Regions from separate parts of the Mus musculus genome. Here regions 2 and 3 are each linked to region 1. The links are chromatin loops, found by intact Hi-C in ENCODE. Cell type or tissue: left cerebral cortex. All regions are shown on one strand.

The links. Hi-C counts contacts between places; a loop is a spot of excess contacts. Peaks named below come from ENCODE experiments on the same cell type or tissue, not always from the same donor. Only the 100,000 strongest peaks of a DNase experiment are listed, where the experiment ranks them.
Region 2: it touches region 1 in a loop (2.6-fold over the local background); 10 of 42 quality-filtered maps call a loop at or near these places.
Region 3: a loop joins it to region 1, with 2.3 times the contacts of the local background. A loop is called at or near these places in 2 of 42 quality-filtered maps.

Annotation. Positions count from the first base shown.
Region 1 is chr2:135,324,118-135,332,117 of GRCm38, reverse strand. It overlaps Plcb1 (phospholipase C, beta 1), which reads right to left. Exons shown (of 32, transcript NM_001145830.1): 14 at 6,318-6,495; 15 at 1,751-1,818. Among named protein-coding and RNA genes, the nearest start is that of 4930545L23Rik, 110 kb to the right of the region's middle. In left cerebral cortex, CTCF peaks have their summits at 1,697 (motif pointing right), 2,907, 3,108 (motif pointing right) and 7,958 (motif pointing right); DNase peaks (open chromatin) are centred at 1,718, 3,143 and 7,978; H3K4me3 peaks cover 308 bases.
Region 2 is chr2:134,993,972-135,001,971 of GRCm38, reverse strand. The region is part of intron 3 of Plcb1 (phospholipase C, beta 1); the gene reads right to left. Among named protein-coding and RNA genes, the nearest start is that of Gm39941, 80 kb to the right of the region's middle. In left cerebral cortex, a CTCF peak has its summit at 4,123 (motif pointing right); a DNase peak (open chromatin) is centred at 4,923; H3K4me3 peaks cover 289 bases; H3K27ac peaks cover 950 bases.
Region 3 is chr2:134,906,519-134,914,518 of GRCm38, reverse strand. All of the region lies in intron 2 of Plcb1 (phospholipase C, beta 1), which reads right to left. Among named protein-coding and RNA genes, the nearest start is that of Gm39941, 7.0 kb to the left of the region's middle. In left cerebral cortex, a CTCF peak has its summit at 3,273; DNase peaks (open chromatin) are centred at 274, 1,660, 2,544 and 3,518; H3K27ac peaks cover 2,911 bases.

The DNA.
Region 1 (8,000 bases):
AATTCCTCTAGTTTGTGATAAACATTCCCCCTCCCTCATTGGTTCCTGTGTGTAAGGGTGTGCTGTATGACAGCAATATAGTGGTTTAGGTCCCAGAACAAAGCCATCTGATATTAAATCCAAAGCCCGCTGGTCAGAAGCTGCTCCACTATGGACAAGTAAATTACCTGCTGTTTAATCACCAGCAAAATTAGAAATATAAATCAGCCCTATAGCATGTCAAGTTTTATAATTATTACAAGTAGGATTAAAAAGAAACTGGGTGTTGTAGTGCTTGTCTTTAATCCCAGCGTTCAGGAGATAGAGGCAGGCAGACAGATCTCTGAGTTTGAGTCTAGGACAGCCAGGGTTACACAGAGAAAAACTTGTCTCAAAAAAGAGGGCATGGGGGGAGGAAAGAAGAAAGAAAGGGGGAGGAGTGAGCTTGGAACCGTGCTTGGCAAATAGTGAGATCTTGCATTAATTTAGATGCTATCTGCAATTACATATGCTATAATACGAGTTTTAATAAAGGAAACCCGCAGTCGTTACTTGCACAAGACTGGCCTCTAGAGATGGGTCTCATATTTTCTCATTTTTTAGTTTAGCAGAGAAAAATGCATAGAGATGAGGTTTCTTTGTGAAAACTCTAGGAGAAACATTCTGGTTAAATGCCAACTGGGAAATATTCATTTAAAAATAGGCAATTCTGGAATGATCCAAGTGTACCCTGAAGCCACTCTCAGACAGATGGAGCCTCAGTTATTACAGCCGTGCTCCTCTTAGAAATCAAGAGGAAATTTAGTGGGGACATAAAAAGCACATTTTAAATGAAGCTGGACACCGCGGTTCCCAGGTGTGGTTTCAGCTACACGGAGGCTGAGATGGAGAGACTGCTTTATCCCGGGAGTTTGAGACCATCCTAGGCTACCCAGTGAGACTCATTCATAAGGAAAAGGGTGCCAAATAAGAATAGTTTATTAAGCTGGGCAGTTGTAGTACACACCTTTAATCCCAGCACTTAGGAGGCAGAGGCAGGCAGATCTCTGAGTTTCAAGCCAACCTCGGTCTATAGAGCTAGTTCCAGGACAATCAGGGCTACACAGAGAAATCCTGTCTCAAAAACAAACAAACAAACAAACAAACAACAAAATGCTTATTGAGCTATCTGTAGTTAATACACATCTGTACTCCAAGCATTCTAGATATTGAAGCAGGAGGATTTTAAGTTTGAGGCTAGCCTGAGCTACAAAGTTAAGTCAGGTCAGACAGGGCTGCCTAATGATAGCATCCTGTCACAAAACCAAGTTAGCAAACACCTCAGTAAACAAATGAATATTTAAAAGAGAAGAGTTGCTTTTATTTACTATAAGGCTGCCAGTACAGAGCCAAAGCCTCTAAGAACATATTTGAATGCAGAGACCGTATAAATTTTGTGATATTGACTGAAAGAAAATCCTGAAGTCCTCATTGAACTATCACTGATTTGTTTGAGTTCTGGGCAGTTATTACTTTGAGCTGGCAGCATCCTTTAGAGAGCTAATATCAAGACATCACTTCAGTTGATACAAAATCAAGACAATGGAATCACGGTCACATTTCTGAACACTCCTTCAAACCCTATACTCTCTCTGGATTTCAGACCATTGGACAAATCATTTAATTGCCTTGGTCGTGGGGATGGGGAATGGAGTTGGTAATCCAATGTCCTGTGCCTATCTCTTTTGCCCACTAGATGGCAGAAGAGAATCGTAAGATATCCGTAACTCACCTCATCCATGGAAGACTTTTTACAGTCATCGTCGTCGTCATCGTCATCACTCTCCGTATCTGCTTCCCCTGTCAAATTTTAATCACAGATCACAATTTCAGTATTTGAAAGTTCAAAGAGTTCGCAAAAGCACACTGCCAACTTTGTTCAGGGCATGCACTCGGAAGGCTGACATTCTGCTCCTTTTAAAGTTGCTGTTTTCTTTCCCCAAAGATTTACATTTTCTTAGTAACAGAGACTTAACTTGACATTTAGACGAAACTTCTCTCTGTGCTTCTTACTATAATGTACATGTTCTCTCGTGGATGTCAATCTCCATGACCTTAACAGAGACAAGCCCTGCTTTCATTTGTTTTTCTGTCCAGTCCTCAGTCATGCCCCTTTGAAGTAACCCCTGGCCAGCACACAGCTCAGGGACTCAGGGACCAACCTTCTCCAATAAAATGACTTCACAGCGGTTGAAGAAGTTTATGAATGAAATCAGAAACTGCGGGGAAATGGTAGCACACACAAAGACTTGAGAACTGCCAAGTGCAGGTCAATCATCATATCTAAATAATCTACAATCATAAACATGACAGCATTCTTCGGCTCTAAGAGTGTGAGAGCCTGAGACAGTGGATAACTACGGTGTCTTGTGAACTCACAGTAGCTGTGGCAGCCAGACAAAAATCTAAACATGGGGAAGGGAGGGGAGCATGAAGTGTCACCCTTAAAGGAGGAGCTATTGGCAATTAATGACTTCTGGAAGACAGACAGTCCATTTTCTATGAGAGTTTAATCCCCTGGTAAGTTGATCGTGTTCCAGCAGAAGGCTGCACATGCAAGAATATTTGGGCAGCACAAGTTGGTACTGAAGAATTTAAAACAAACAAAGAAATGGAACACCCCGTTGGAAGGATGGAGAAAGGAGAGTGGATCTGGGAATTGTTGGGGGTAAGCACTATTTTGTAGGGAATTCTCAAGGAACCAATAAAGATTTTTTTAAATGATATCATTCTTTTTTTTAAAAGGGCAAGATGAAATAATCTAATGCAAGAAGAAAAAACATTGAAAAGCAATAAAAATAGAAAATTAAGCTTTAAAATCACTACACTTAAAAATCTATGCTAATCTGACTTACTTTAGCGTCACATTTAGCCAGTCATTGCAATTGGTTGATTCTACCCTTCTGCCTAGAGTTAATGGATAATTTATTCAAAATATCACATTAGTATTAAGTACTAATTTCCCCTATACTTCAAACTCTTTCAGTCGTGTAAAAATAGTTTCAAGGGAAAAGGAAAGCAGCCACAGTCGGTTTTCTTTCAATCACCCTCCCCTCCTTCAGTTTTTTCCACTGCAATAGCACAAATATTCCAGTAGATGGCAGGATGAGCTCATTGCTGAGGCAGAACTGAGTGCCTGGTACCTGCTCCCAGAGGGGCCTTCTAAAAAGTTGGCCACACTCTGCAGCATGGATGACACAGTGCCCACAGAACTACCTTCCAAGAAGCAACTCTGTGTTTTCATGTGAGGGACAGAGGTCAATCAATTACTGGATGGTAGTGAGGAAAGTAGGCACCAAACTTCTATAGAGGAGAAAGACTTCTGTGACCAATAACTGGATGGCCTGTTACAAAGGGCCACATAAGTCCTTAATGGTGCTGACTTAATAATTATTCGAACCCCATATACTTGCTTAAAAATGCACCCTGCTGTATAACAGATGCGTTGTTTTAGGGGGTTGCTACTTAATATTTCATATTCATTTTATTTCCTGAAGTACTTCTTTGTATTATTATTATTTTTAATGAAGGATGTGTTCTTTAATCAAGCAACATGAAAAGATGATTGCTGGAACATTCTACAAAATGACTCATGTAACAAAACAATTGTCCAATTACCATTTCAAATACACGTTCAGGCTGTAACTTGGGTTGTATGAGGAAGAAAAAAACTTCGTCTGCCTCTACTGTGAAAGCAAAGACCTGTTTTTTTTTTTTTCTTCCTTTGGCAAGCTTAACAAAGAAAAACAAAACCATACTGATCTGTCTTTTATGTATTAAGTCACCACAGAGGCTGTACATACCTAAGGGGCTTCTCTTATAAGACTTTGAGAGGACCCTGGAGAAATCTATTTGAACCATAAAAAAATAATACCCTTTTTAAAAGCAACACTAACAACACCCAAAAGTGGTATCTTACTTGACCCTTGTTCATTCTGGAAAGTGTGCTGGCTAAGGGTTGGCTCCCAGAAGAGGCATCCAGGCAACAGACTGACTTAGCTTTAAAATAAGATCCATGTTATGTGTTTGTTCCTGGTACTGGGAACATCCACAAACCAAATGATAAATTATCAGAACTCTTTATTCTGGGGCCTACTTACGTACTAAAGACTCCAAAACTACATGGCAATAAATACCGATTGCACACGACTCACTCCTGGCTAGCTTAGGGAACCTACAGAATTGCTAACAGATTGCTGCTTTTTCTCTGTATTAAGCAATTGTGTTCACTGCCTGTAGAAATCATTATTATTAGAGTTATGTATCTGGTTAATGGGAGAGAGAAATGGGATTAGATAAAAGCAGATGGCGCAAATACCCACAAGCACCCACGTGCAAAGGAAGGCACATTAGGACAGGTTGGAAAGGAAGAGACTTCTGATGATCGATCATCCTCACATCATACTGAGAAAAAATTTTCAAAAGGAAATCAGAATGATGTCATGATATTTGAAAAAAAAAACATATCTGTGAACCATGGAGGGGAATAGACCTTCTGAGAGACTTATATACTGTCTGTACCTTAGGGTGTCAATTTAAATAATAAGAGCAGTTGACAAGTGAGACAGACAATAAGACAAAAGGTAAACCAGGCCTAGTCAGGGCTTGCAGGTGTGACACACTCAGCAGAGAGGTAGGACACTTGCCTAGTCTGCAAAAGGTCAGAGCACAGTAGAGGCTCAAACAAGACAGACCCAAATTCCCAACCAGACAAGCAAGCAACCAACCAACTAAGCTGGCCACGTTCATGTTCTGATTGCCCCACTTTATATTTTAACATTCCAATTGTTTAAAAATCTTTTAATTTATGTGTGATAGGCATGGGGAAATGCATGACATATGAGCAATACATGGATTTTCAAAATATAAAGAAAATAGACTGGTCCAGAAGTCTGGTCTAGAGTCCAGAAGAAACTAGATTTCCTTCTAGTTCTGTCTAAGGCTAGCGGTTACCCTGACTTCTAACAGCTTATCTTGGTTTTGTTTGCTTTTTATACTCATACAGATGGAGCTAGATAGTATACTTTTTTTGTTGTTGTTGTTGGATTCTGTGTTCACAGTCAGTTATGCTTCTGTGGATAGCTGTAAATCACTCTCATTATATACATTATTCCTTTGTATGACTAAACCATGATTTGCAATCAGCTGATGGATTGCTTGCTGCCAGTGTTTGGATATTTTTAATAATATTGCTTATAGCAATTTTTCCATCTCTTGATAAATATCACTACCCATTTCCCATTTCTTGTTAGCTCTCTCCCTAGGAATAGAACTGGGCAGGGGAAGTGCATGTGTTTAGTTTTGGTTGATATATTAAGTATCTTTATTCTGTCTTTCCATCCCCCTTTTCCTTTCCTGGCTTTCTTCCTCTATCCTCCCATCCTCTGTTCTCTCTCCGTCTCTCTCTCTGTCTGTCTCTGTCTCTGTGTCTCTGTCTCCCTTTGTCTCTCTCTGTCTCTCTCTCTCTCTCTGTCTCTCTGCAATTGTCAGGATTCTGGGTAAGGGGGAATAAATTAGGCTCAATGGCAAATAACCCAAAGAAATCCAATGGCCTTTGAATTTTTGTCTCACAAGTGGTCAGTTTCAAACTAATGTGAAAGAAAAAAATGCCAATCCCTTTCATAAACAATGCAAGTCATTTGTCACTTCACTCTTTTTTTTTTAAGTGCTTTATAACACAGGGGAGAACTGCAAAGCCCAGAACCCATCAATGATTGCATTAGAAGTCTGCCAATCTCTTGTCTTCCCTTCTGCTGATGTGGTCGATGATGAAGTTTAGAAGCAAGACTCTGCTGAAAAGCAGATTTGCCTCACGTGAAAGCCAGTGTAATACCTACCCAAAGATGAGCTGACTCCTTATCTGACATCAGGCTGAGGCAGGAGACTGCCTTGAAATCTCTCAGTGGGCCTAACCGATAACTTGAGGCTATGAGCTGACAAGAGTTTCAAGTGGTGGTCAGAGAGTAAAGTGACCACAGAGGAAGGACTATAGAGATACAACAACATGACTAGCTTGGAAGCTGGAGGGAGGGGGACCTGTGAGCCGGTGGGTGTGAGTGGCCTCTAGGGCTTGAAAAATCCTTCCTAAGAGCTTCCCGAAAGACATCTTCGGTTTATTCCAGAAGCTTTCTCAGAAACCTTTCGACCTACAGAATTTGTGGTTAAGAGTGCCACCGAAAAGCAACACAACATAAACCATCCAAAGAGAGAAAGCTGAAAGCTGAAAGCCCTTCTAGGCCAATTTCAGAGCAGCAGATCTGCGAATCCACCCATCCTGAGCCTGGCAGCCCCTCACTCACCAGCTCCTGGAGACGAAGGCTCGAACACACTGGAGGAGTCGCTGTAGGTGTTGGAAGCTTGCTCTGAAAGCTTCTTCTTACCACTTCCCTCTGACGACTTGTGCGACTTCTTCTTGTTTTTCACCAAGATTTTATACATTAAATCCATAGGGCTTGGAAGAGGTACCCCAGATTCCAGCTATTTAAAAGAAAGCACAGCCTTTAAAAATACTGTCCTTCCTTCCAGGCACCTCTCTAATCCCACTGCTTTGGATAGCACAGCCTCTAGATTGGCATCTACTATATTCAGCATAGTTCACGAAAGCATTCTAATTGTGCCCTGCATTTGTTTTAAATAAAAGATGCTTTTAAATGACCTAACTCATTTTCTACAATGAAACTACAAAAAAAAAAAAAAATGAGGCCACGGAAATGTACAGGTAGATTTAATGGTCTGACCTTGGACTCTCAGGCATTTTCTGACGGGCCCTGCAAGTCCAATCATTTTACTGCAGATACATAAATCATCTCTGACCTGAGTCTTTGGGAAAAGGCCAAACATTGGACAGAAAGAATTGTTGAAGTTGGGTAAAAGTTTCCAAATAAGTCACTGTTTCAGACAAAGCGTTAGGGGCAGCAACATCTTGTGTTGGTTTCGGGTGGGCTTTTAGCATCAGCCAAATCAGACATAATTTCAGATTTTCCTCTTGCCCCTAGATCTGAGCTGTCTTACTGAGCCTTACTTCACTGTTGCAAGTTTGTCCATATACTGGGAAATCAACTTCCCATGAGAAGGTTATAAGTTACTGTATCAGGGAGCATGTGCAAGACACAAGACAGGCTTATTTTTAGAGAGGCCTTTGAAGTCCCACAAGCTGGCCCTCTATCCTTTGCTTGCCATGAGTCTGGGGACCAGTATGAACTCACTTGAAAATATGCAGATACTGGGCCAAAGTGTCCAGGAAGAAGAGGCTTCTTTAGGTTCTGGCTGCTCTTTGCCTTTATGAACAGGGATGGGGCTGCTACCCATCCACTGGGCAGGGTCCTCTTACTCAGGAGTCCCAGGGAGATGAAGAGAAGATCTTCCCTTGTTCTAAGCTGGGCCCCCTGAGGACCTGAGCCTGGGACCTGGAGTTCGTATGCTCCATGTCTTATATAGCTTCAAGCACAGAGAGCCAGGCTTCTACTGCTCTAGGCTTAAGAAGCTAAAGATGTATGGTGACATGGTGACAGGCTTTCAGTCTGAGCTTTAGCCACCAGTAGTCTGGAACTGGGCAGCTGTCATGATCCTCTGCTTCCTGCAGCAGTGATCAGCAGCAAGGCACTATTGCCTGCTTGTGCTCTATCTCCTGAAAGAGCTTAGGGTGTAAGGACCCAGAGCACCTAAAATCCTAGTATTATAGGTCTCGATCCTGGGAACTTAAGGCTTAGCTTTCTTTGTAACGATTTCTATTAAATACGGCCCAGTTTCCCTTCCCTGTTCTTTACAGTTCATTATTCGTCCAGCACCTTTGTTCCTCACCTTGGTCACTCTTTGGAATCCCAGTGTCATCTGGTGCTACTCTGCTGCTGCTCCTACCAGCTCCTCTTCCTATCCCCAGTTCAGCCTTAAGAGAACAGCAGGCTAGAGAATTGTCTTATGGACTGCTCATGCTGCAACACCAGGGGGCAGCACTGAAGGCCATCTCTCTGTGGAGTCACAGT
Region 2 (8,000 bases), 330 kb after region 1:
AAAACATTACAGAACAAACTCAATCTTTCATGACTTTCCATATTAAATAAACTAGAGTAACATTTCCCCTTTAAAAGGGGAAAATAATAAGGGCTCTTGTCACACTTCCACAATATTTCAAATGCTCTACAGTGTACTTCAGATAAATTATTTGACTGAAGCACAATCATTTCAAATCATAAAATTTTGCACAGCTGACCTGAAACCTAAATATTAAATCTAGTTTGTTGTGATATAATTTATTCTTTAAAAATAATTGCCTATCAACCACTAACTCACATGAAAAATATATTCAATCATTGACTTTTATTTTGATATTGTGAGCACTATTCTTTTCCAAAAGTGTATGTGGAAAGTTTATTTCAAGCATTGTTACTTTAAAAATATGTAAACATAAAGTTGTGTTTTCCTTCTTTATCTGTGTGTGTGCGCGCGCGCATGTGTATAAAATGAAGAATCTTAAATTAATTTCATTTAGATTTTCATATAGTAGTCATGTTTGCAAGTAAAACATTTATAGATAATGGCTTATAAACATATTTTCACTTTCAAATAATATCACAATGGAATGATTCATACAGAAACAAGCTCACTCACTGACTCCTGCTTTAGGCAGTGTGACAGTGCAAAAACTAACAACAATTGTCTAATTTCCCAAACCATTTGTATGTGTCCTAATCTATGACACTTTTAAAGGCCTTATTAAATCCACATAAAGCTCCCTAAGGATGAAAACAATATGATCCACACAATATAAAAAATGACTAACACACTTAATTTCAACTAAAGATAATGAAATTCAATTTCAATTAACATTTGTAAAAAGGAAAGTTACCTTGGCCAACACAATTTTGAACAGAAATAACAAATCCTGAATCATCGTTCATTTGGAATCAGCCCCGCAATGAACACAAACCCTCACTGAGGCAAATACTGAAGAAAAACAACTTAAAGGGAGAAAATATTCAATCAGACTTGCAGCTTCAGGGATTTCAGTATAAGCTACACTGGACCCATTCCTTTAGAACCAAGGGAAAGCAAATCTCATGGTGGGCAGAATACAAGTGGCCAAGATCACTTACCTCATGACCTCCTAAAATGAAAAGATAATAGAGATAGTTACAGCTCAAGATAATGCCCCAAAGGACAGTCTCCAGTGATACATTTACAACAATCATATCAACTTGTTGAGTCCACTAAATATCAAGCTATCAGTAGATTAATCCGCTGATGAAGACAAAGCCTTCATGATCCAAAGTCCCACCTCTGAACACTGTGCTTGAAGGGTCAAGTACTTTTCAAGTGTTTGAGGTGGGCCACTTCAAAAACAGGACAGAATGACAAATGAAAGGAATTTTTGAATTTTCAGAATAATCCGAAACATACTCTTCCATTTCTCTGACTCTGCCAAGGTGCCTTGCAGATTCTACTGCGTCACACATTCTAACTGCAAACCAATTTTGGTTTATATGCCTATAACTCTGAAAGACTGTGGTAAATATAAAGGCCACTCCCTGAAGTCCTTGTTCATCTCCTTTATTTTGCTCTGTGGCATATGAGTCCATGAAAGGAGGACAGCATCACAGGTCTCTTCGAATGCCATTACATCATCTGAATATCAATATTTAGAATTCAGGGTCTTGAACTATCTAGGCTGTGACAACAAAGTGCCTTAGCCTGGGAGTTTTGAGAGTAATAGACCCTTGAATCTCACTGTGGTGGAGTGGAGTATCTGGCTAGAAGTTCAATGTCTCATGAAGGCTACCCTCTGCTTTAAGAGGATACTTTGAATGCTGGGTCCTCACATGAAAGAAGGGGGAAACACTTATGAAGTTATTCCTTCTTAATACCATTCTAGAGGTGCTTAAGTGACAACAGGAATTTTTGTTTGTTTGTTTTTTGTTTTGTTTTTCAAGGCAGCATTTCTCTGTATAGCCCTGGCTGTCCTGGAACTCACTCTGTAGACCAGGCTGGTCTCATACTCAAAAATCCACCTGTCTCTGCCTCCCTAGTGCTGGGATTAAAGGCGTGCACCACCATGCCCAGCAACAACAGGAATTTTTGAGGGAACACAAACATTGTAATCACACTGCCCACTTCACGAAAACTAACACTGTGCTCTATCTACTCTGAGTTCTAATGGCAGTCAGGAATTGGATGGATAGGCTCGGTATTTTCATAAAACACTTTCCTTTGAAATCTCTCCCCCAAAACACTCTCCCCCCTTAAATCACCTGTCAATTAACATTCCAGTATTTCTGCATTAGATGTTATGTCAAATGACTTCAGAATCTCATCTTCCAAGTGGAGGAAGTGTAAGGAATATATATGCATACATACCTATCTGTCTTACTTAGCTCTGCGGAGAAGACACCAATGAGACACCAACAGGTAAACAGCTGAGGAGCCATGAGTACTCCCCTAAAGCCAAACTTGTTTTTCACCATTGTTAAACGCAACCAACAGTTCCACTCAGCTGCTCCTCTCATCCCAAACAAACCAAGGCACATTCTTGGGAACTCTCAACTAACTTATATACCAAGGCTTGAATCTGGGGCTTTCTGACCCAAAACCTTTTATTTTATTTCAAAACAGTGCTTTGGATTTCCCTTCAGTGGCTTCAGAATATAGGGGGAAAATGCCAATATGTCCTTACTGGGAGCAAACTGCTTTAAAATTATTTTGATTGTTGAGAAAAATCTATTAAACTCTTGCCAAATCCGGACCATTTTCTTTGGAGTTTCATTAGGTCCCATTTGTCAATTCTCGATCTTACAGCACAAGCCATTGCTGTTCTGTTCAGGAATTTTTCCGGACCATTTTCTAAATAAGAAGTGTGAGTCTTATAATAGAGTTTCAAAAACAGTTCTCTAGAGGTAGTTGGCTGGCTATAGAATTAACCAGGCTTTAAGTTCATTTTTTTTAAATAGTCAATATATTACAAATAGATTTTTGAAGGTCAACTTAATGATCAGAGATAAAATGGAATCAATTCTCAATAAGAAGGAATCCAAAGTAGGACATAAAATTCTACCATGTACAAGAACATTTTCCAATTGTAACATGCTTTCACCTACACATTTTTATCAACATTTGTTAATAATGATAGACAAAGTATATCTTGCAGATGCAATGAAGTCACCGTTGTGTTGACTACTTGCCATGCATTTTATTCTTGGGTCTCTATAGCAACCAGGTAAGGTAAACACTTAGATTAAGCTTGCATTCCAGAGAAGTAAACCAAGTCTCTTATATAGAAAATGATGTGCTGGGTTATACAGCTTGCTATTTGGGGGGGGGGGGGATACTGCTTCACACCGAAGAGTTTGTGCTGCAGTAGCTACGTTCTCTTAGGCATTGACAGTGCACAAAGACACTTGGTAGTTTCTCTAGGACATACAAAACTTCGTGGCAACAGAAAAAGCAATGTTCTCCAGTAAAGCCACATAGAAAAGCAATAACATGGATCCTAAAAATGATCTCAACTATCATGGCCTCTTGCCCTTTGACAATCACATTGATTGTAATGAAAACAGATCACTTCTCTTTATTATGTCAGAATTACTCTTTATAGAAGAAAGTCATACACTTGGTCATAAAAATACTGCGAAGAAATATTTCTTTTGGCTGCATTATGCCTCTTCAAAATTCATGTGTTGAAGTCTTAACCCATACGTCTTCCAATGTAGTCAGAGGAAATGAAACCATAGGGCACACATATTTTTCTTAATTGAGAACAGCAGTCAGGTTTAAAGAACACTAGACGGAAAGATTGTAGAAAAATTCCCAGTGTCTTTCTATATCATAATTCTGAAATCAGTCTTCAAAAGAGAAATTATCCATTTTAGCTGGCAACTTTCACTCATAGAAATGCATCTCCGACTTGACTGAACACAAGTTTGCCTCTAAGGAGCTTCAGAGGAAATACAGTGTCTGAGACCCACACCACACATCATAATTTAATTGATCTGGGTGTGGACAAGCATCAGGATTTTAATAGTTCCCCAAGTATTTCTCCTATCTTTATATTAGAACCCACAATTGAAGCCCTGCTTTAGAGCACAGGTCAGTGGATAGACTTATTTTTTAAAAAATATTAACAATGAAAACCACAAGATGGCATAATTTTTCATTTCAAATAATTAAAATTGAGAAATGTTTTTAGATTATTTACCCTGTACCTCTACAAGTTGAATACACTATTTATAGGTTGAGATCTCATAAGACAAAAGCACTATCATCAAGACCTAAAACCTCTTAAAAATCCCTGGGCTTTAACTAATTCCAACAAGCAATGCTTTTGATACTGGGAACCAGGACACACATATTGTCTGCCACCCTGCCTTTTTCCACCCCTGGGAGAGGTGGAGAGGTGTGGCATCCCTTCATTCCTAGACAACTAAGTACCTTGGGAACTATTAGATAGGAAGGCACTAAAGTAAGAGATTTGTCATAATAAAAACTCAGAACATTAATTTAAGCATACATGTTTTCAGTTTTTTATATTTTACAAATGGACATGCACATATACTGAATAACGCAGGAATTGCTCAAAAATTCAAATTTAACTACAGGTAAGAGACATACTAAGATCGCCTCAAATAAGGGGATTCTATTCTAACATCCCAGCAAAAATGGCAGATCTGAAAAATGCTTTAGAGAAAGTAAAAGCTTCCAGCCATTAGAGAAGATATGCTGTGCCTTAATGGTCACTTTCAGGGTCTTTTCCTTTCCACTATTAAATGTAGCTGAAGGTAAGGCTCAGGTAAAAACGGCTGTAGGATTTCAAGTACAAATCGGCACCCATTCTCACCAACCCCAGAATCCTAATGTTTCTGCTACCAAAGTTATATAAAGGTTTCTGTTTCCAAGGAAACTACTGACATATATGGAATTTAATGAACATCAAAAGGAACCATGCCATATAATTTACATTTAAAGATACACGTGAATAGCTGTCAAACACACACACATTCTAAGAAATTTTAGCTCTATTTTGCTTCCATTTAGTAAAAAATCATAAACACATTTATAGAAATAGAATGACAAAACCTACTCTGAAAAAGCTCGTGCAGCATGTGAGGTGAATTAAGAAATGGTTGAAGCGGAGAGTAAGGGTCAGAGGTTGATCTCATTAACTGGTTAGTGAAAGTGAGGAGCCCTTTGATTTTGTTGCATAAAGTGTCCTTCCTTCCTTCCTTCCTTCCTTCCTTCCTTCCTTCCTTCCTTCCTTCCTTCCTTCCTTCCTTCCTTTCTCTCTCTCTCTCTCTCTCTCTCTCTCTCTCTCTCTCTCTCTCTCTCTCTCTCTCTCTCTCTTTCGTCCTTTCTAGCCCACAAATATCTACATCAGAGTTTATGTCTGCAGTTCCACACAATGATAAATCTAGACAAAGTCAGGATATTTGCTGATAATCACCAAGAGGGGCGATGAATAAAGTTCTCATTTAAACTCTGAGCATTGGAGATGATTCATTGAAACCACTGTTGTAGAACACCCAAATAACAGCTCATTATGAGAATTCTATGTAGGCATCCAAATCCTATGATGAGCTATTTGGGATTTGACAACCCTTAAATAAACAGTCCTTTATGAATACTAGCAAGACATGTTTAAGATATAGGGAGATTTTGAAAGAATGTGCAGTGGTATCCTAAATAGGACTATTCAGTAGGAAAATAAACACCTAGGAGGAAATACCACTTGAACCCCATCCCCCACCCCAACTCCTTTCTCTTTCTTAAATGCATTTCAAGAGACATGGATGCTTTTATTTGTTATTTTATTTTATTTCATTTTTTTACTCAAGACCTGATTCACAAAAGTCTCAGGCATTAAAAAATGCACACTGTGGTACCGCCAGCATTTAATACACCCATGGGGCTCCTTCATCTTCTCAAACTGAGCTCTGCTCTAAGTAACAACCTTCACTTCCCTGCCCCACAGCCCTGGCATCCACCACTTTATTCTTTGAATGGGAATACTCTGCCTATCTGACCTTAGAATGGAGTCACACCTTATTTGTCCTCTCTATATGCCTTACTTCACTTTAGCCAAATATCTTCAGGGTTTGCTCATATAGTACACATTAAAAATTCAGCCCTTCAAGGCTAATACTCAGTATACAAGTATATGCATCAATTGTGCATTTCCGTTCATTTAGACACTGTTCAATAAGGGCTTGCTTGCTTGGGGTTTCTGCTTTCAACTCTTTGGTAAAATACTGGATGCAGACTCTTTAGCTGGATCCTCATAAAGTCATTAAATTCTATGTGCCATGGACATCTGGATGCAGTTCTGAAACTTCCCCAATCTCTCTCTTACCTCCTTCCACACCCACCTCTCTCTCTCTCTCTCTCTCTCTCTCTCTCTCTCTCTCTCTCTCTCTCTCTCTCTCTCTCTCTCTCTCCCTCTCTCTCTCTCTTTCTCTGTATTTGTACACTGTGCTTCATATGTGGACATAATATATACAAGCGTGCAGGCATATGTGCCCATAAGTGAACATGTGGACTTTGGAACAGAATTTGAGGGTTGCTTCTTTTGTTCCCTACCCTATTACCCTGAAATAAAGTCCCTTAGTCAAACAGAAGCTTGGCATTTTGGCAAGAGTAGCTGGCAAACGGTCTCTCAGGATCCTCCTGTCTCTGCTTCCCAATTCTGGGGTTCCAGATGTGTCCAAATATGCTGCAGCTTTTTACAATTCTGCAGCATTCAACTGAAGTCCTATGCTTGCAAAACAAGGACTTTTATCTACTGAACCTCCCTAGCCTTACAGTCCTTCTTTTTTATACATTCACTAGGACATCTCACCCAAGCTTTAAACACCCAAAATTCCATTTCTAGATCCAATATCTCTGAACTCACTATTAGTCTTCTTAACATTAAACATTTGACAGGAAACACAACCATTTAATTATTCAAAACCAAACACTAGAGCCAAACTACATCTAGATATCTTGATCCAATATCTAGATCCAAACTCTATTCATTTATAATGCATTCCTTTCCTCTTTTGTTTCCTATCTCAGGATATAACAAACCAACTATGCTAATTTTTCAAGGTAAATTTACTTGATAGCTCTTTTTACATTCTTTCTTTCATCATCATATCTAATACATCAATACATGCCAAGTTCTCATCTTTAATGCATATTTACATTTTACCATGTTTTTCACTACCTCAGCGGCTACCATCTTGACCACAAGTCACCAATATCACTATTCAGGATATCTGGAGTAGCCATTCAGTCAGTCTCCGTTGCTTCTTCCTTCACGTGCCAAGGTTTGTTCTCAACACAGTCACCAGTACTTCCTACCAGCACTGTTTCCAAAGATTTAATTTTGTCTGTCTCAGCATTCTGTCTCCTTACTTATTCCAGAAAATATCTCAAACCACTAGCATGTTCTCAGGCTTGAACCCCATAGTAGTTCAACTGATGTATATTCCCAACTTGGAGCCTTTGATTTCTTCTGGGCCCTCTGCCTTGATATTCTGCTGGTGGGTGGGTCATTCACACAATTCTGCCTATCATTAAATTCCTGTTTCTTCAAGATAACTTACTCTGTAACAGCCTTGTAAAACAAAAGGCCTCCCCACGGCTCATGGTCTATGGCTTCCTCCCTGGCTTATTTTTCTAACTGGGACTTACCTGTCATCTCTTTTCCTCATACTATGACATGACAGAATGGGTTCATAGGACTAGAGGCCATGGTATGCTTTACTCTTTTCTCCACTTTCTGATATTGGGCTGGCTACATGAAACTCACCAGCAAAAAATCCTTCCGCATAGGAAGTCGGCCATCACAGAACTCAAGGTTTCTGTTCGTTTACTTGAAGACTCAGTTTTCCAGTACACCCTTTCCAAACACACGTTACACATGAAGCAGAGATAGCTGTCTTGTTCGTTCAATGCTACTTCGCCCAGAGCCTAGGAGCATGCTGCCTAGAAATCACCGAGTCCTTGCTAAACCCTTCAAAATAAAATTAATAAATAGTAATAAA
Region 3 (8,000 bases), 420 kb after region 1:
TAAGGCAACAGACTAATAAGTAGCCAAGTCTGCATGAGAACATGAAATGAGGACCCCAGGAGACCCCCAGCCTTTCTTGAACCTTGACCCTAGGCTTGGTGACCACAGTGGTGTCCTTCTGCTTTTCTCCCCATGAGCAGGACAAGGTAAGCAATAGCAGCTGGGCCAGGAAGCTCACAGAAATGCTTGAGGGGCTCCATTCAAGAAGGTAGGCACTAGGACCCTGTAGGCACTGGTCTGGATGGAGCCAACTCAGTGTTGGCCCAGAACACACTCTTTTATTCCTCCTTCAGTCCTAACAAGGAGAAACACAAATGTGGCACTCTGCAGATTAAATTTTAAGCCCATTAAAAATTACTGCCCAAAATAAGCTTCTATTCAATTTTCAGTTTGGCTGGGCATTCGTTTATTCCCATACCCCGCCTCCCCACTAAAATGCTACTGACTGGTAATTGTGAAGGATTCAGAATAACTGAATGAAGGAAAGCCTTGAACACTTTCTAGTCTGCCTAACCTTGCCAGCAGCTATAATTTATAATTATAATGCATACAACTCATATCTATGATACATACCAGTATTTCAAACCCTCATAAATGGGGTTAAAGTGCACAGCTGCCTTAGTTTCTCCAAGTCAATGTAAAGGTCTTCTAGATTTTGCAGTTCCACAGATGGTGGTAACAAGCAGGAGGCTAGGGAAGCATGGGGAGGTAGGGCAGATTACTGATGCACAAAAAGGTCAAAGCAGCACAGCTTACCTTCAGACAGTGTAAAGGACACTGAGCTGTGCTGTCTATGGACCTTGCTCAATTACCATTTCTGCACGGACTCACCTCCTCAGTGCCAAACGTAAGCACTCATAGCTTTGTCTGCCCGATACATCAGGCTCAAGACTGGGTGTCAGTGTCAGACCCCCCAAGCCATTGAACCATGACTGATGGAACTGGAGGATAAGCCCCACAGTTGACTCCTTCCTTGGCTTGAAGCAGAAAACACAGACTATCTCCTAGAAAATTCCCAAGACCTCCTGGCTCGCCAGGGCAGGAACAACTGCCTTGAAACACACACAGTTTGTGATTTCTGTTCCCTCTCTCACTCCTCCAAGGCACAAAAGGGTTTCCTGGCACTGTCTCCCCAAAAGTAACTGCACTCAAGTCTTGCCTCAAAGTCTCCTCCTTAGCGAACTGAAATAAATGTCATTCGTGGTCTTCTGATGCATTCTGCAGCCTATTTCCCTCTGTTCTGTCTGGGTTTCAAAAACAAAATCGATTTCTATTTACCTACCAAGTTTTAGATGTTCAGAAACTGGGAAGCAGCTGTGTGCTTGAAGCTTTTAGGAAGCCTGCTGTACCATTTTAGGGGACACAGCAAAAAATTAATTAGACCCAAGGAAGCCAAGAAATCAATTAGAATGAATCAAGCCATAAATCTCCAGTTGCCTGCTGTTTTTACGTTACATGTTGGAATACGGAAAAAGACAAAAGGAATGATCTTTGAGAAATTATACCTGCTGCCATTCATCTCTCAGAGGCTCTGACACTCACTGATTAGTTCCTTCTGAGCCACTCAGAAACACTGACAAGCTGCAGCCAAATGGTTTGGAGTCCCAGGAAGTTGGAAGGGAAACTGGGAGAGGAGCAGACCAAGCTCTCTGAGTCATACTTAGTCATGGCTGTCCGTGAGTGTCTTGGCCAGTGGCTTGGCCTCACTCACCTTGGGATTCACCACAGGGACATTTGTCTTTCCTTTGTTGGCTGCGCCAATTTATTTCCAGTTTCACCTTTCTGTGGAGACCTTCCACTAGAGCATTTCAGAATAGCCCAGAGGAGCCAGGCTTGGCAGACCCACACCCCAGTTGGTTCCTACTTCTATAATTTAAACCAGGTGGCTTGGCTATCCTCTGCCTCATGTTCCTCATCTGCAAAATGTAAAGAATACATGCAGTAGCCAGAGGAGAAGCACATCACCTTTCCAGGGTATCTGAGTAGAAATGCTACCATCAAACTTTCTGAAACAAGACTACATTTCATCAAGGTTTGGGGGAAGTTGGTACACACTTCAGCCTCAGAAGCTCTGTCAAGGCACATGCCAAGTGTTTGAGCAGAGCTGAACAGTCTTAGCATCCCCCATCAAATTGTGCTATTATTATCTCAACTAATGTACTAGTGCTGAGGCCCATCTTCAACAATCAGCTAAGTACCTCCATTATGAACCACACATTCTTTCGTGTCACTGACTCTGTCAAACTTTCTCCATTCATATAACTATTTGACCTCCAGCCTATGATTTGCTAGTTCTTCGCTAGCATATTTTGCCTTTCTCAGACTCTTTCCTGAGAACATGTCTTCAGTGGCTCCCTTACATGCTGATTCCAGTCCGTCACTCTGCTTCTAGAGAAAACCAACATAAGATATAACAGCTCTTTTTTCCCCCTTCTTCTTCTGAATTTTTTTTTCTACCAGTATCCGAGGGAAAGTCTTAGATTGTAAGATGAACAGTCATTTCTTATTTACTTGAAGCCTTCGCCAAGAAGAGGAAGCTGGCTCTAGGGTGTAACTCGCTGGTAGGGTGTGGACTTGGGAAGGAAAGAATAGAACAGACAGCATTGAAACACAGGCTTCAGGATTTGCCAAGAACTCCAAATATATTGGTTAGGTGTAGCATGGAGTTGCTACTACCCCACTTCAAGTTCAGGGTGGACCTCATTAACAGCCCTGCCCAGGTTCCCTCAGATGTGCATGTAAAAGACACAAACACATTAGCTTATTTTTCAACCCGCCTTATTGGCACAATTGTTAGGCTCTTGTAAATCTTCACTCCCAGTTCAGCACCCTAAATCTGTCCTCAACTTGAGTTGCTCATTACCTTCTCCTTGTTCAGCAACCCAACACTGCTCTCCGCTCAGTTGTGTTTCTAATCTCCAGCCTGGGGAAGAAAGCAGCCTATGGGTCACTCCGCACGAGATCTCACATCTAATTTAAGAGAACCAATCGGCTGCTTAGTCTTTGTCCACTACCACTGGGAGATGAAGACTAGACAGCTACATTTCCAACAGAAAAAATCCTGCTGTTCAGAGAACATATATGTAATGGTACTGCCCGTGACAAGCACCATGGTGGCTAACTCTAGAATGCATCTTCATCTTCCTCCCTGTCAAGGCATGTAGAATCTTTCTGAAGGATGATATCAGGGAAATTATTCAAGCCCTCAGTGCTTACATTTCACTGGTTATAAACACGGTTTCTTCTGCCCACTGGACCTTAAAGGTACTACAGCAGCAAAGGCTGCTGTCACATGTAAATGCCATAAACCCCTTGAGTAATTACTAGTCTGTGGAGGTAACATGGAGGTGATGAACAAGCCAAGAGGGTCCCTGCTGCTTCTTTGTACACCCTTCAGGCAGACACTATGATTCTGTTGGCTTAATTATTACACCTTGTATAGATGAATGTGGGGAACATGCTTGCCTTGTCATCAGCCTCCCAGGGGACTGGTACTGAGTAATTGCTTTCCATCGCAGCAGGAGCCATTGACTGCCAGCCACAGGCACCATCTGGTTCCCAGTCCCTCCCCCACATGCTTCAGCAAGCCTCCTGGGGACAAGATGGGATATTGGTGTTGCTGTTATCATCAACATGCTCATGGCCTTTTGTCTCCTATATTCAAATCATAAATTTTATGTTATTAAATACCCATGAAATACTGAGCCAAATAAATTTACAAATGTATAAAATCATGTTACACTATATTATATTACACTGTCATATGCAATGTGAGATACTATAGAATTATGTAACTGCATGTATATATGTGTGTGTGCAAATATTTAGCATATATATTTAGCATTGAATTGTCATCTTTTGAGAAATAGACCAAACAAAGCCATTTATGAACAGGCAAGAAATATTTGATAAATAACATTAGAAAGATTTCTGAAGAAATTATACTATTTTGAATGTTATCTATTATAAGAATTCACTATAAATTTCTCTTGAATTAAAAGTAAAATTATACATGTATATATATATATATATATATATATATATATATATACACATACACACACACATATATATAAACTAGCAATATAAACACATGGATTTTCCTTTCTTATTCCAGGTTAAGAGCTGAGAGGGGCACTTCTACAAGAAAAAATAAAGAAAGGAAGGAAAGAAGAAAAGAAGGAAGGAAGATTGAGATGTCATAAGTTTCAAATTTCCTGCCATTATTATTTTATATCTATGGTCAAATATTAAACCTACTTGAACAGTCCAATGATGTGTATGTATTATTACATAACAAATAAAGGAGTGTCACAAGTTTAATCCTTAATGATACTGCTCTACCTGCGTACCTATATTTGTAAGGATAGAACAAAGAGCATACCTTTAGGAAGAATATCTACCAGGGCAAACACAAACAAAGCATCTGGTTTAAAGAGTCAATAGATCCTGAAGTAGAGACTCTGTAGACAAAGAGAACATATGACCAGGAGAAGAGAAAAATAGAGAGTAAGATGTAAACAGAGGCAAGACAAGGGCTGAGCAGACCAGACTAGCAAAGGAGATAAAGCAAAATCAACACATTAACCAGTGCACATATTAGAAAGTGCACATAAAACTAGTCAAATGTAAAACGCAAAACCAAAGCACCAGCTATAGGAGCAAGCCTTTTGTACTGACCCAGAATGAACAAGCAAAAGAGACCAGTAGCCCCTACTAAAAGCCTAGAACAAGAGACTAGAGACCACAGAAACAAGAGATGTGGGCAGAGTTCAAGGAACTATGGCAAGCCTGAGGAGTTAAAATACTTCCCTGGATTCCAGAATATTTTGTCAATGACTTTCCATCATATACAGAGTCACACTTTTTCATATTTCAAGAGAAGGGCAAACATCCTTGGCATGATAGAAAAAAACAAACAAACACCACAATTTCTTTTAAAGACATAAAATTCCAGTGTTGTTATGCCACGCATCTCATGCAGAAGACAGAGAAAGTGTGTTGATGGGAAACGTCAATAAGGAAGAACCCTGTTATTGTAAATCCATAGGAGAGTCAGAATGCTCCCTGTGTGCATGAGCCAGGGAGTGTAACATGCATGACTGCATTCAAACTTAACACTGAAAAACATGCACTGGTCAGTCAAGAAACAAGGCTCGAATGAGAAAGATATGCTTCAAAGAAGCCGAGGCCAGCGGTGAGCAGTAGGGCCCTTATGTGTGGTAATTAGCTGTCTGTTCCATTTTGAACTATCCACTCATGCAAGCCAGTTATCGATGCCCCACTAGGGAAAAGTATTTGTTCCATATATATTAGCAGATACAATTTCTAGGAATGCAAATGATTATTTAAGAAACAGAAGGCCTCCTCTAAGTTAGTAGAGAAAATATATGCAAAGATGAACTGTCTCCTCATCATAGGCTTTTCAGAAATCCATTACTAAAATAGACTAATATCATATGGAGAAATCTTAATCTAGATACACAAATTACCAAGAACTTGTTTTAAAGGTCCTACGATGATCATAACAAAACAGAGGGAAACAATAATTTTCAAACAATAATTCATGCCAAAATATTATCTAATCATGGGGAGAATGCAGATGGTGAATATCTTTATACATAAATTTGGGGTATAACTTGTTATGTTCTTTTCTGATGGCTCATTTTACAATATTTATTGTAGCTCCAAGTTATGCACCTTAGACATTCACCAAAATAATTTTTAAACACCAATGTGTTTAAAACAATTACAAAAATCTAAATACTGAAAAATATGAATTTGGTGAAGTATGTAATGTGCTTGTATATACCCAGTATATAATACTATGCCCCTCTTAAAGTAGTATGTTGATGGACCTTAACTACTAGAGGAAATAAGTGTTCAGGGCATCTTACTAAATTAAAGAAAGATAGTACTAAACACTGTACAGCATAATTCTGTTCTGCACTAAGTAATGGGAGGAAGTATGCTAAACTCAAAAATGGAAGACTTATGAATGACATTTATTTTCCTTAGAGTTTTATATATTGTGTCAGCCTGTCAGATAGCCTCCAATACCCTGCCTCTGTTCTTCGAGTACTAACTGAACTACCTATTTTAGCTAGGTATAAGACTATAAAATTGAGATGAAATTTCTCAGTATCCTTTTGTGTGACTAACCACAGGTTCATGGAATTGGCAGTGGAGGTGATACACCTGACCTCTTGCAATATGTAGAGTCCCTTTCTCTCTCTGCTTCTTGCTGGTGACTATGAAGCTGGAGCTGAATCAACCATCTTGGACCATGAGGGTAGAAGCTAAGTTTGAGGACACCGGCATAGCAGAGAGGCCAGTCCCTATATCACAGGGGCCATAGCTGCTCTCACCTATGTAGCTCAGTGTAGCTTAGGAAGCCACACGACCCATAGTGCAGGAGCTAGAGTCTTGTCTAACATGTCCTCTTTCCAACAATTCTATCATGATGTTATTTTTAACTTTATAGGAGGAAATACGATTAAAGGAAAGAATAAGAGATTTCACTGAAACTTCTTGGGACATAAACCAACTGTGAGGCTTGCAGTAAAAACAATCCACCAAAATGTTTAAACCACTACCACCACAAACACAGTCTATAGGCATTTTAAGGCGATCTGTGCCTTCTCCTCTGTGTGATTATTTTTAAACACAAAGAAAGGTGGATAATAATATTTGTCTGTATTCTTCTGAAGTTCCTTTTCTTTTGCTTTTCTTAAAGAAAAATCAGTAGGGAAGTAAATAGTGTTAGGGAATATCTTCTATGCATTTTACTTACATGTTGGAGAATATTTTGGGTGGAAATCACAAAATGTATTCAGAAATCATGAACAGGCAGAGCAAAAGCTTTTAGCTGTACTGTCCGCACCTTCTTTGTTTCTGGTGCAAAAAAGGCCAATTAGGAAAATGAGCATGGGAATCTGAAGAGATAATGAAACAAAAACTTATATTTTCTTTGCACTTGAAGAAATCAGATGTTAGCCAGACAGTGGTGGTGGATACCTTTAATGCTAGCACTTAGGAAGGAGGCAGTAGATCTCTGTGTGTTCAAAGCCAGCCTGGTCCACAGAGCAAGATAAAGGACAGCCAAGGCTACACAGAGCAACCCTGTATTGACACCCTCCACTCCACCCCACCCCACCCCACCCCCCAAAAAAAAAGAAAAAAAAAGAGATACAATATTTACTGTTGAATTAATTACAAAATAGAGCACACTATGTCCATTTTTCTTCTGTATTTATTTTTGAAAATTTCATATGGTATGTTTTATTCTTCTCTGTCCCTCAACTCCTTCCAGAGCCTCCCCACTCCTTATCAATCCACCTTCATGTTTTTTCACCCTTTAAAAAAACCGGAGTACTACTCAGCTATTAAAAAGAATGAATTTATGAAATTCCTAGGCAAATGGATGGACCTGGAGGGCATCATCCTGAGTGAGGTGACCCAATCACAAAGGAACTCACACAATATGTACTCACTGATAAGTGGATATTAGCCCAGAAACTTAGGATACCCAATATATAAGATACAATTTGCTAAACACTTGAAACTCAAGAAGAATGAAGACCAAAGTGTGGACACTTTGCCCCTTCTTAGAATTGGGAACAAAACACCCATGGAAGGAGTTACAGAGACAAAGTTTGGAGCTGTGACAAAAGGATGGACCATCTAGAGACTGCCATATCCAGGGATCCATCCCATAATCAGCTTCCAAACGCTGACACCATTGCACACACTAGCAAGATTTTGCTGAAAGGACCCAGATAGAGCTCTCTCTTGTGAGACTATGCCAGGGCCTAGCAAAGACAGAAGTGGATGCTCATAGTCAGCTATTGGATGGATCACAGGGCCCCCAATGGAGGAGCTAGAGAAAGTACCCAAGGAGCTAAAGGGATCTGCAACCCCATAGGTGGAACAACATTATGAACTAACCAGTACCCCTGAGCTCTTGACTCTAGCTGCATATGTATCAAAAGATGGCCTAG